2 separate regions of the Homo sapiens genome follow, and region 2 is linked to region 1. Evidence: chromatin loops called from intact Hi-C (ENCODE). Cell type or tissue: natural killer cell. All regions are shown on one strand. Region 1 overlaps FHIT (fragile histidine triad diadenosine triphosphatase). Region 2 overlaps FHIT (fragile histidine triad diadenosine triphosphatase).

Region 1 (5,000 bases):
TGGTGGAATAAATCAGACAACCTATGTATCTAATGTAAATTTAGTAATATCAATGACATCCAAAAATGTTTTTTTTCAACACCATAAAAAAACTTATTGTTTGTCAATTTTGCTTGTTTGCATGTTGCTCCTAGAAAAACAACTCAGGGAAAGCAAATTAATTAGAAGAACAGCAGATAGCTTTTGTAATTCTAATGCCACTTTTTATATGCCAATTGTTTTAAAATAATATCACAGATGCAATATAATTTAATTTGGAGCCTCTTAGGCCTTGTTAATGGGTAAATTCCATATTATACATAGGCTATGAAGACACATTTACTTCTGGATCCTGTTTGCTTGGGATTATCTCCTCTGTCAAGATTTCTTAGCCAACATGTAGGATAACCTTTAAAGAATTAAAGTTACTATATTGAATTGAATAAATGTTTTATCCAGTACATATCATGTGTGAAAACTTGTGGAACTGGTTACCACTTCTCCCTATAATCTAGAGTATAGAGTTTTTTTAGCAATAATATTTTTTAAAGGAAGCGAAGGTCAATAGTTATAATTTAGGTTGTATAGCTGACAAGGAGATTTCTCACAGTAGATGAAAACCAAAGGCGACTTCTTAGAGCAGATGAGATTTAAACTGGACTTTAAAAATTGGGGAGTGATTTAACCAGTGGATTGGGCTGGCAACCTACTCACTCATCCATCCCAACACTGCAGTCTCCTCTCAGTCCAGGGTCTATGCTGGAACTTAGGATGCTAAGATGACCAGGACAGAGTAGCTGACCTTGAAGAGTTCACATTCTAATGTCCGCAACTGTCATGCAGTGTAAACAGATCATTACAACACAGAGAGATGAATGCTATTGGTAGAAATCAGTATAGAAAGCTGTGGGAGCACAGGGGAGGTCAGATCTAATTCTGCCTCAGGGTGTTAGATAAACTTTTCCATCTCATTTTACATTTCACCTTTTAAAGTAGAACAATTTCTCCACACCTAGACCAAAATCTGTCCTTAAAAATGGTCCAGAAACTTAAGGTTAGCTTCAAAGAAAGTTGTTAAGCGTTCCTCCTTTGGCCCAAATCACCATTTCACTTTTGTACGTACTCTTACTTACTCAATCTTTCCAACAAACCCATAAACTATTAATACTATTATAATTCCCATGTTGAAGATGAATTATAAGCAATAATTTCTTATAGAAAATTAGAAACTTGCCACACCAGCACACTCAAAATGAGATTAAAACTAGAATTCAACCCGTCTGTCCGATTCTAAAGTTCATGTTATTAATGACAGTGCTGTGATGTCATGCTTGTTAGAGCTTTCATGACTCCATTTTTGCCTAGCCTCTTATTAAAACTGTGCCCTGCATTCCCTAGTCACTCTGTTCATAGAAGGGAACCACTGTTTTCATTAAATAGAAGGCTATGATGCAAACATGCTGAACGCTTAAGAAACACCTAACCTTGGAAAAAGAAAGCAGACGAGACCTACAATCCCACAATGAAAGGAGGCCTCAGCACTGGGCAGTGAGTATGCCTTCATCCTAACAGAGAATCGTAAGATCAAAAAGGGGGGAGAGTACCAGCTTGCCTGAACTGGAGGAAGTAAAGAGGGATACAAAGCTGGCATTTTGCCCCTTCTCATCCTGACTTTGGGTTGCTTCAAGGTGACTTGGGCTCCATCATGGGCCAGACTCCTGAGAAAGTTTAGATACTGCAGCCTCTATCACTGGGTCAGGTTGTCAGACACACTGAATCCATTGCTTGTTGGACAGTCTAATTACTGAGAATTATGGACCTTCTCACAACACATGATTCATATCACAAGAGACTACCAGAAACTTGGCAATCCTTTCTTTTTGTTTTCCCTTTTCGTCTCCTCCTCTTCATGCTCACCACCAGCCCAGAACTGACTATCTCTCTTTTTGAACATGAACACTTTAGGTGTTTTTGCTGCATTAAAGTGGTGTGACCACATGCCAAGCCCTATGCTGAACTCTTGCTGACACACTGCCAACTCAGAATACACACAATGAAAGAAAGACATATTCGCATTAGTCAGGTGCCTAGAGCTGGTGTGGTTTGCTATTTGCAAATGTGACCACAAGAATCCCTCCCATCCTACACATGCTGTTTTGCTCTCTGGCTTTCCCCCACTTTCCATCAAGAGTTGCAGTCTATTTCCCCTCCCCTTGAGTGTCTATCTTACTTTGTGTTTGTGTTGTTATAAAAGAACACCTGAAGCTGGGTCGTTTACAAAGAAAAGAGGTTTATCTGGCTCACAGTTCTGAAGGCTGTCCAAGAAGCACGATGCTGGCTTCTGAATTTGGTGGAGGCCTCAAGATGCTTCCATTCATGGCAGAAGTGGAAGGGAAAACAGTTTGCAGAGATCATATGGTGAGAAAGGAGGCAAGAGAGACAGGAGGGAGGTGCCAGACCCTTTTCAACAACCAGCTCTTCTGGGAACTAATAGAGCAGTAGAGAGCTCACTGGTTACCACAAAGATGACATCAAGTGATTCATGAAGGATCTGCCCCCAAACACTTCCCATTAGACCCTACCGCCAACATCAGGGATCAAATTTCAACATGAGGTTTGGAGGGTCAAATATCCAATCTATAGCAGTGTTGCTGTGTGACTTTCCAAGGTTAGGCCTTAAGTGACCTTGAAACCTCTGATTATTGCTCTCTTGGAAGCCTGAGACCAACATGCTATAAAAAATCCCAGCTAGCCTGTTAAGTGGCAACATGAAGAAAGAACTAAGGCACCTCAGCTGATAGTCAGCAATAACTGTCAGAGATCATCTCAGACCTTCTAGAGTCAGGAGAGCCACTGACTTCCAGTTTCTATATCACTTATCTACTGCTGCATAATAAACTACCCCAAATCATAGAGCCTTAAAACAACATTGATCGGCCGGGCGCAGTGGCTCACGCCTGTAATCCCAGCACTTTGGGAGGCCAAAGCGCGCGAATCACCTGAGGTCAGCAGTTCAAGACCAGCCTGGCCAACGTGGTGAAACCCCATCTCTACTAAAAATACAAAAAAAACAGCTGGGCATGGTGGCGGGCATCTGTAATCCCAGCTACTCAGGAGGCAGAGACAGAAGAATCCCTTGAATCCGGGAGGTGGAGGTTGCAGTGAGCCAAGGTCACGCCATTGCACTCCAGCCTGGGCTACAAGAGCAAAACTCTGTCTCAAAACAACAACAACAACAACAAACCAACATTGATAGGTTTTACTACCATAAGTCTGTGGATGGTTTTTGCTGAGGGTCTCACCTGGACTCACTCATGCAACTGCTTTCAGATGGAAGGTAGGCTGGAGTCTGGGCTCAGCTGCATCCACTAGGCCCTTCACTCTACATGCTCTTCCATCCCAATAGATGCAGAATCTCTGAATTTGCTTAAGGCTTACATTGTCCCACATTCTATCGGTCAAAGAAAATCACAAGCCAACCCAGATTCAAGGTAGAGATATTCTGTCTTCTAAAAGGAGGAGTGGAAAGATGACAGTCAAAAGGGATATGGACACTAGGAAGTTCCAGGGATGTTTAAAAATTAACAGGGGCCCAAGGTATCTTGGCTGTCCTAGTGAGTAAATACAGGATGGCATTTTAGAGTTGAGATGCTCCTTTTTTTTTTTTTTTTTCCTGAGATGGAGTTTCGCTCTCGTTGCCCAGGCTGGAGAGCAATGGCACAATCTCAGCTCAGTGCAACCTCTGCTTCCTGGGTTCAAGTGATTCTCCTGCCTCAGCCTCCCAAGTAGCTGGGAATACAGGCATGCACCACCATGCCCAGCTAATTTTGTATTTTTAGTAGAGATGGGGTTTCTCCACGTTGGTCAGGCTGGTCGTAAACTCCCGACCTTAGGTGATCCACCTGCCTTCACCTCCCAAAGTGCTGGGGTTACAGGCATGAGCCGCCGTGCCCAGCCGAGATGGATCTTAAACATCAACTACTCCAATACCTTCACTGTCAGATTTTAAAAATAGGGAGAGAAAGGTTACTTAACTTGTTCAAAGTCACACAGTTAGGAGCACAGTTGGGATTGGAGCTCAACTGGTGAGCTTCCCCAACCAAAGCTCTTTCTGTTACACTGAGATGGCAAAACATTGCACATCTGCCACTATTTTCCAATGGTAAACTTATGGCAGAATAATCGACCACAGAATTCTCTCCTTTAACCAAAGTGTCCCCAAATACTTGCCAATATAACCTCTGAGCAGTCAACACCAGTGAGAATGGGCACGCGACATGAGATGCATGTGCCATTTCTGTGGCCTCCCACACTGCCTCATGAAACACAGAACCAACTGCAAAGGACTGGTGGAGTCAGAACAAAGGGGGATGCTGCAAAAGGGAGAATCTTCCCAACTACATAAAATTTCCATTATGTTGCCACATTTTTATTCAAAATAAATTTGATAAGTTCAAAATTTGCTCATCAAGGATAATAATTGATTAAAAATATTTTTAGGAGGATTTCCATGACAAATACGAAATATTTAAACATGGAGCACTGACAGATAAATGGAAATGTACTGATTCAGATGATTAATTAAAGATGACAGCAGAATATTATGATCGGAGTTGCTCAGACTCGCCCCCATTTAGTTTTCTATATCTGATCTATTCTAGGGATTCAGAATATAGAAGTCACCAAAATAAAGCAAATCATCAAAATATCACTGATTTTGATTAGGCTGATTAGCCTGTGTATATATTAATATGAAGTAAGGCAGTATCAGATAATACAACACAGAATTAATCATTCTTCTGAACTAATAAAAAAGAGTCTGTATTCATCTCGACTGCAGATCTGTGTGTAGTTTAGTGATAAGCAAGGAACATTCCAGCTTGCAATGCAGACCTCAGCAGACCCTGTATAATTCATTATTTGCTCTAACAAACACTCCTAGGCCTTGTAAATGTTTAAAATAATTCTTAATGTCACTTCACAAAACAATAGCAGGATGGACTGTCAGCTACTTTTCAAGA
Region 2 (5,000 bases), 61 kb before region 1:
AGGGCTTCCTTTTAGAAATTTCTTATACTGAAGGTTTCAGAATGCTAGGAGGGACCAGGGAGATGGTTTATTCCAACTGGTTTCTTTTGAAAACGAAGAAACCAAAAACCCAAGCTTACATGCTAGGGCCAGAAATGAGATGAGAACTCAGAACTGTTCCAGAAGGTAATCACTTTGAATTTAAATGCCTACTCTTCTGATCTCAATTTAAGGAACTAAAACAAAATCAGCAGTACTGTTTGCTAGTTTTCTGTGAATCATTCAGACCCTGGAGAAGCCAGCTTCACTTTTGAAAGCTGAGCTGATCCACTTACAACTGTGTGGCTAGGTTCCCATTACTGAGTCTCAGTCTTCACAACTGTAATATAGGAAAAACAACAGTAGCTATCGTACAGCGTAGTTGTAAAGATTCAGTGAGATCATGTACAAAAACAGCTCTTAACAAGGTCATCAGTGACCTTCACTTTGCCAAACTCAATGGACATTTTTTGTCCCCATCTCACTAGACCTCTGGGCAGTGGCATCTGGCACAAAGGGGCTGCTCCTTCCCCAAAACACCCCGGCACCGGCTCCTGGGATAGCCTTCTTTCCTGCTATTCTTTCTTTCTGGATGTTCCTCGGTCTCCATTGCCAAGTCCTCTTCTATCCAATTTCTAAATGTTGGCAAACTGCAAGAGCTCAATTCTATATCCTCTTATCTTCCCCAGCGACACACTTTTCTCATTGAACCCATTCAGCCCCTCCGCTTTACACACCATCCAAATGTTGCTGGCACACACTTTTATATCCCTAGCTCCCACTTCTCCGCTGGTTGTCAGACTCAAATATCAAACTACCTGCTTGAGATCTCCATGTGGAAGTCATAGAAGAGTCTCAACCCAATATGTCAAAAACTGAACTCTCCATTGCCCCATTCCCAAACTTAGTTTTTCCTCACCTGCTTAAATGGTATTGATACTCAACCATGACTTAAGCCAGAAATCTAAGAGTCATTCACAGCACCTCCTCTCCCCCTCTCCCAACATCTGCCATCAGGTCCTAAATTTCATTTGTGATATATATGTTAACCGTATACGTTTTTCTTTATTTCTACCACCAGCACTGTCTCTCATCTGAATGACGGCAATCACCTCCTAACTCCACTCCTGTATCTCCACAGTCAGTTCTCTGCCCAGCAACCGCCATGGTGTGTAACAAATGAAACTGATCCCAGTACTCTGTGTTCCATCCATCAGTGGCTTCCTCTTGTTCATAGAATAAAGGATGAAACCTGAAATACTTCTTCAAACTTCTCCAGGATCTACTCACAAAAATCCTCTGGCACAGCTCTCTTCTTCTATCATTTGGCTGCATTTCTACTTGCCTATTTTTCATACTCGGAACAATCATGCTTTTTGTAGAGCCAGGGCCCTCACATGTGTTGCTCAGGTCTTTAGTCAGCAAACTCTTCTTCCTTAATCTAGTGGTTAAAAGCCCCAGCTCTGGAGTCAAACTGACAGGGGCTGGGTGACTAAAGACAGTCTTCTGGCCAGGCATGGTGGCTCACATCTGTAATCCCAGCACACAGCCTCCCAGGAGGATCACCTGAGCCCAGGAGTTTGAGACCAGTCTGGGCAACGAAGCAAGACCTATTTGCCAAAAAAGAAAAAGAAAAAAGGCCGGGCATGGTGGCTCACGCCTATAATCTCAGCACTTTGGGAGGCCGAGGCGGGCAGATCTTGAGGTCAAGAGATCGAGACCATCCTGGCCAACATGGTGAAACCTCATCTCTACTAAAAATACAAACATTAGCTGGGCTTGGTGGTGTGCATCTATAGTCCCAGCTACTTGGGAGGCTGAACCAGGAGAATTGCTTGAACCCGGGAGGGAGAGGTTACCGTGAGCCAAGATCGCGCCACTGCACTCCAGCCTGGTGACAGAACAAGACTGTCTCCAAAAATAAAAAAAAGACAATCTCCTTAGTAAAACTATGTACCTTACTTTAATCATCTGTAAAATGGGGATAAGAACAGTAGCCACCTCACATAGTGGTGAATATTCAATAAAACAAAATGTGTGAAGCACTGAAACTACTACCTGGCAGAAGAAAAACACTCAGTAAACATTATTGTCAAAAATCCCTATCATCCTTTAGTTCTCATCTTAAATGTTTCTGCTTAAAGCACTCTCCATTACTCTAACCCTCAGTTTTAATCCATTTTATTTCCTAGTACTAATCTAAATTGGTCATCAAATATTGATTTTGAGACTTATTGTCCATTTCTGCCTCTCAAATTACACTCTACAGAACAGGGACTTTGTCTGTGTTTCCTTCAGTCCTGGAAACCTGGCAGAGGAGCTGAGGAACTGAGCTTTACAGGCTGAGTTCTGTGACCCTGTGATTATTATGTTGAAGCCCTCATCCCCAGTACCTCTCAATGTGACTTTAATTGGAGGCAGGGGCTTTAAAGAGGAAAGTAAGTTAAAGTGAGACCATCAAGTTAAAATTATGCCCTAATTCAGTCTGTCTGGTGTATGTATAAGAAGAGAGGGAATTTGGATACACAAAGAGAAACCAGGGGTGTGCATTCGAGAGAAAAGATTGTGTGAAGATAGAGCAAGAAGGTGGCTAGCTGGATGCTCACAAGAGGGGCCTCAGGGGAAATCAACTCTGCTGACACCTTGGTCTTTGGCTTCCAGCCTCCAGAACGGTGAGAAAATAAATGTCTTTTGTTTACACCACCTAATCTGTAGCATTTTTGTTATATCTACCATAAAAACTAATGCAGTCAGTAAAGACTGATGAGTGAATGGATGAATGTGTCAACCCAGTGCTCAGCACAAGGTAAGTATGCACAAAGGTTGACTCCTATTCCTGAAATAATGATGATGAATGTAATAACATCTCAGGAGCAAATCTAACCAATGCACATTGACCAAGTCACTGAGAAAAATATGTCTCAGTGGCACTTACAGTGCTTTTCACCTGTAATACTGAAGTGAAATGTGATTAGCTATGAAGATCTGAGACCTTCCTTTAGGAGCCAGCACATACTACTCTATGACTTCTGTTTACTTAATTTGTACATGTTGGAACTTGACTGTTTTATGGTAGACTCTTGGCTATACAACATGGAACACTAGACATTTCCATACTCAGTAAACAAATATTTCTCAGACATGACAGCAAAACTAGAAATGAGAATATTAGATTAATACTTCCAAAATAACAGCCTCATCGTTTTAATCAACATGTCCTTGAACACGTTTGAATGTGTGTGTAACTGTGTGGGAATGTGAGCTACATGTGTATTTTTCCACTGAAGGTGACCATACCATATGCAAGAGCAGGATCTCAAATTAGATATTCAGCATAGGTAGCCATATTATCCACATCTACCAACTGTCTTCAAATTAAAGCCCTTCTCTAGCTGGAACATGTATCTGTCACTGGAAAGTAGGCAGTGTTGAAAATCATGACAAAATTGGCACATATCTTGATAGTTGCATCATCTTTTCTGTGGCAGTCCCCAGTAATAGAGCTTCATCTAATTCAGCAAACTATTAGCTCATAATAAGAAACAGCATGTGTATTGATTCTTTTAATAGATCTTGGAATTAATACACATGATTCCTATAAAAGGACTGTATAAAAAAAATCACCAAGTTGATTATTGCACAATGAGGTCTCACTCAAATGGCATAGGCTACGGCAGAAAGGTAGGCAATTCCTCTTTTGAAAAAAACTCTCCATCTTACAGACTGATTCTCTCCTGAGGAAGAAAAAATATAATGAAGTGCTATAATTAGGTATCTCACATGTAAGGGAAGATAACAAAATCAGGAACAGCAAATAGGTTTTTACTGAGTGTCAACTCCATTCAATTAGCTGCAGCTACCTAGAGGGTTGTATTAAGAAGCCCAAGGTCGACAGTAAACAATGCCTTGGTGAAATAATGATGTTGGCTAGGGTTGCAAAATGATGAGTAGATGGCCGCTATGTAATTTCTACTCTGAAACAGATGTCACTAAAGTCTCTTCCGGGGCCAACCTTCTATGACTCTCTCCTTTTTTCTCCTCTTCCCTCACTCTTGCTCTTGGAGTTGGGATGAATAAGTTAGCATCTCCTGAGAATCCCAACTTTCTCCTCTTATATAAAGTGGTCAGGCTCAGTTTTCAGTATCAGGATTCAAAGCAGCAACCTCTGTCATTACAATCATGTGTCGCTTTGGTATAGGCATTGAAAAGCTGTACCAGGGTGCTGACTGTCACTTAAGTAATTAGACTAAACTATAATAAACAAGAAGAGATCACTGCTGGAGACCCACATTTGTTAATGACCTCCAGGGTCCTCTCCCCTGGCAAGAGATAGACAGATGAGGTACCAGGAGTGCAGGCCTCCTTGCACGTATAATGACAACAGCCAGACAACAATGCAACAAAAATGGTCCCATGTCCTGTTCTGTGTGTATAGGGAGAGTGATGACAATCATCATTACCACCAGAACTACCAAATTTCCTCTCCAGTTCTTTGATGCTTCTCAATCATTGTCGGAGCTACCCTTTAAAGATGTCTCACCATGAACAGTTACTATGACAAGATACTAAGAAGAGAGTGTTTCATTTAACCCCTTCCATCACTACCCCTATGAGACATGATTGCCTTTACTTGACAGGAAAATGAGGTTCAGGGAGGTTAAATGTATGTAGAAGATTTTAGCAAGAATATTCTGACTTGAAATCTATGTTCTTAATGATTTAGGATACCAGCTCACAACTCAAAGCATGAAGCATGTGGCAATACTATAGGAGGTAAGAGATCTCATGACAGGAAACTCGGGTTATTCATTCATTCATCCATCTAGTCATTCATCCATGCATATATCCATCTCTCCACTCAGTCACTGTGTCAACAGATATTTACCATGTAACTATCTCTGTACTTGGTACTGGGGCAGAGGTGAGCAAAACAGATAAAGCCCCTGGCCTCACAGTGTTCACAGTCTAATGAAAGCACAAAC

The links. Hi-C counts contacts between places; a loop is a spot of excess contacts. Peaks named below come from ENCODE experiments on the same cell type or tissue, not always from the same donor. Only the 100,000 strongest peaks of a DNase experiment are listed, where the experiment ranks them.
Region 2: it touches region 1 in a loop (2.7-fold over the local background); 1 of 110 quality-filtered maps calls a loop at or near these places.

Annotation. Positions count from the first base shown.
Region 1 is chr3:60,015,782-60,020,781 of GRCh38, forward strand. The region is part of intron 5 of FHIT (fragile histidine triad diadenosine triphosphatase); the gene reads right to left. Among named protein-coding and RNA genes, the nearest start is that of MIR548BB, 600 kb to the right of the region's middle. In natural killer cell, no CTCF peak of the experiment used is centred here; a DNase peak (open chromatin) is centred at 2,050; H3K27ac peaks cover 1,546 bases.
Region 2 is chr3:59,954,732-59,959,731 of GRCh38, forward strand. All of the region lies in intron 7 of FHIT (fragile histidine triad diadenosine triphosphatase), which reads right to left. Among named protein-coding and RNA genes, the nearest start is that of MIR548BB, 660 kb to the right of the region's middle. In natural killer cell, no CTCF peak of the experiment used is centred here; no DNase peak of the experiment used is centred here; H3K27ac peaks cover 301 bases.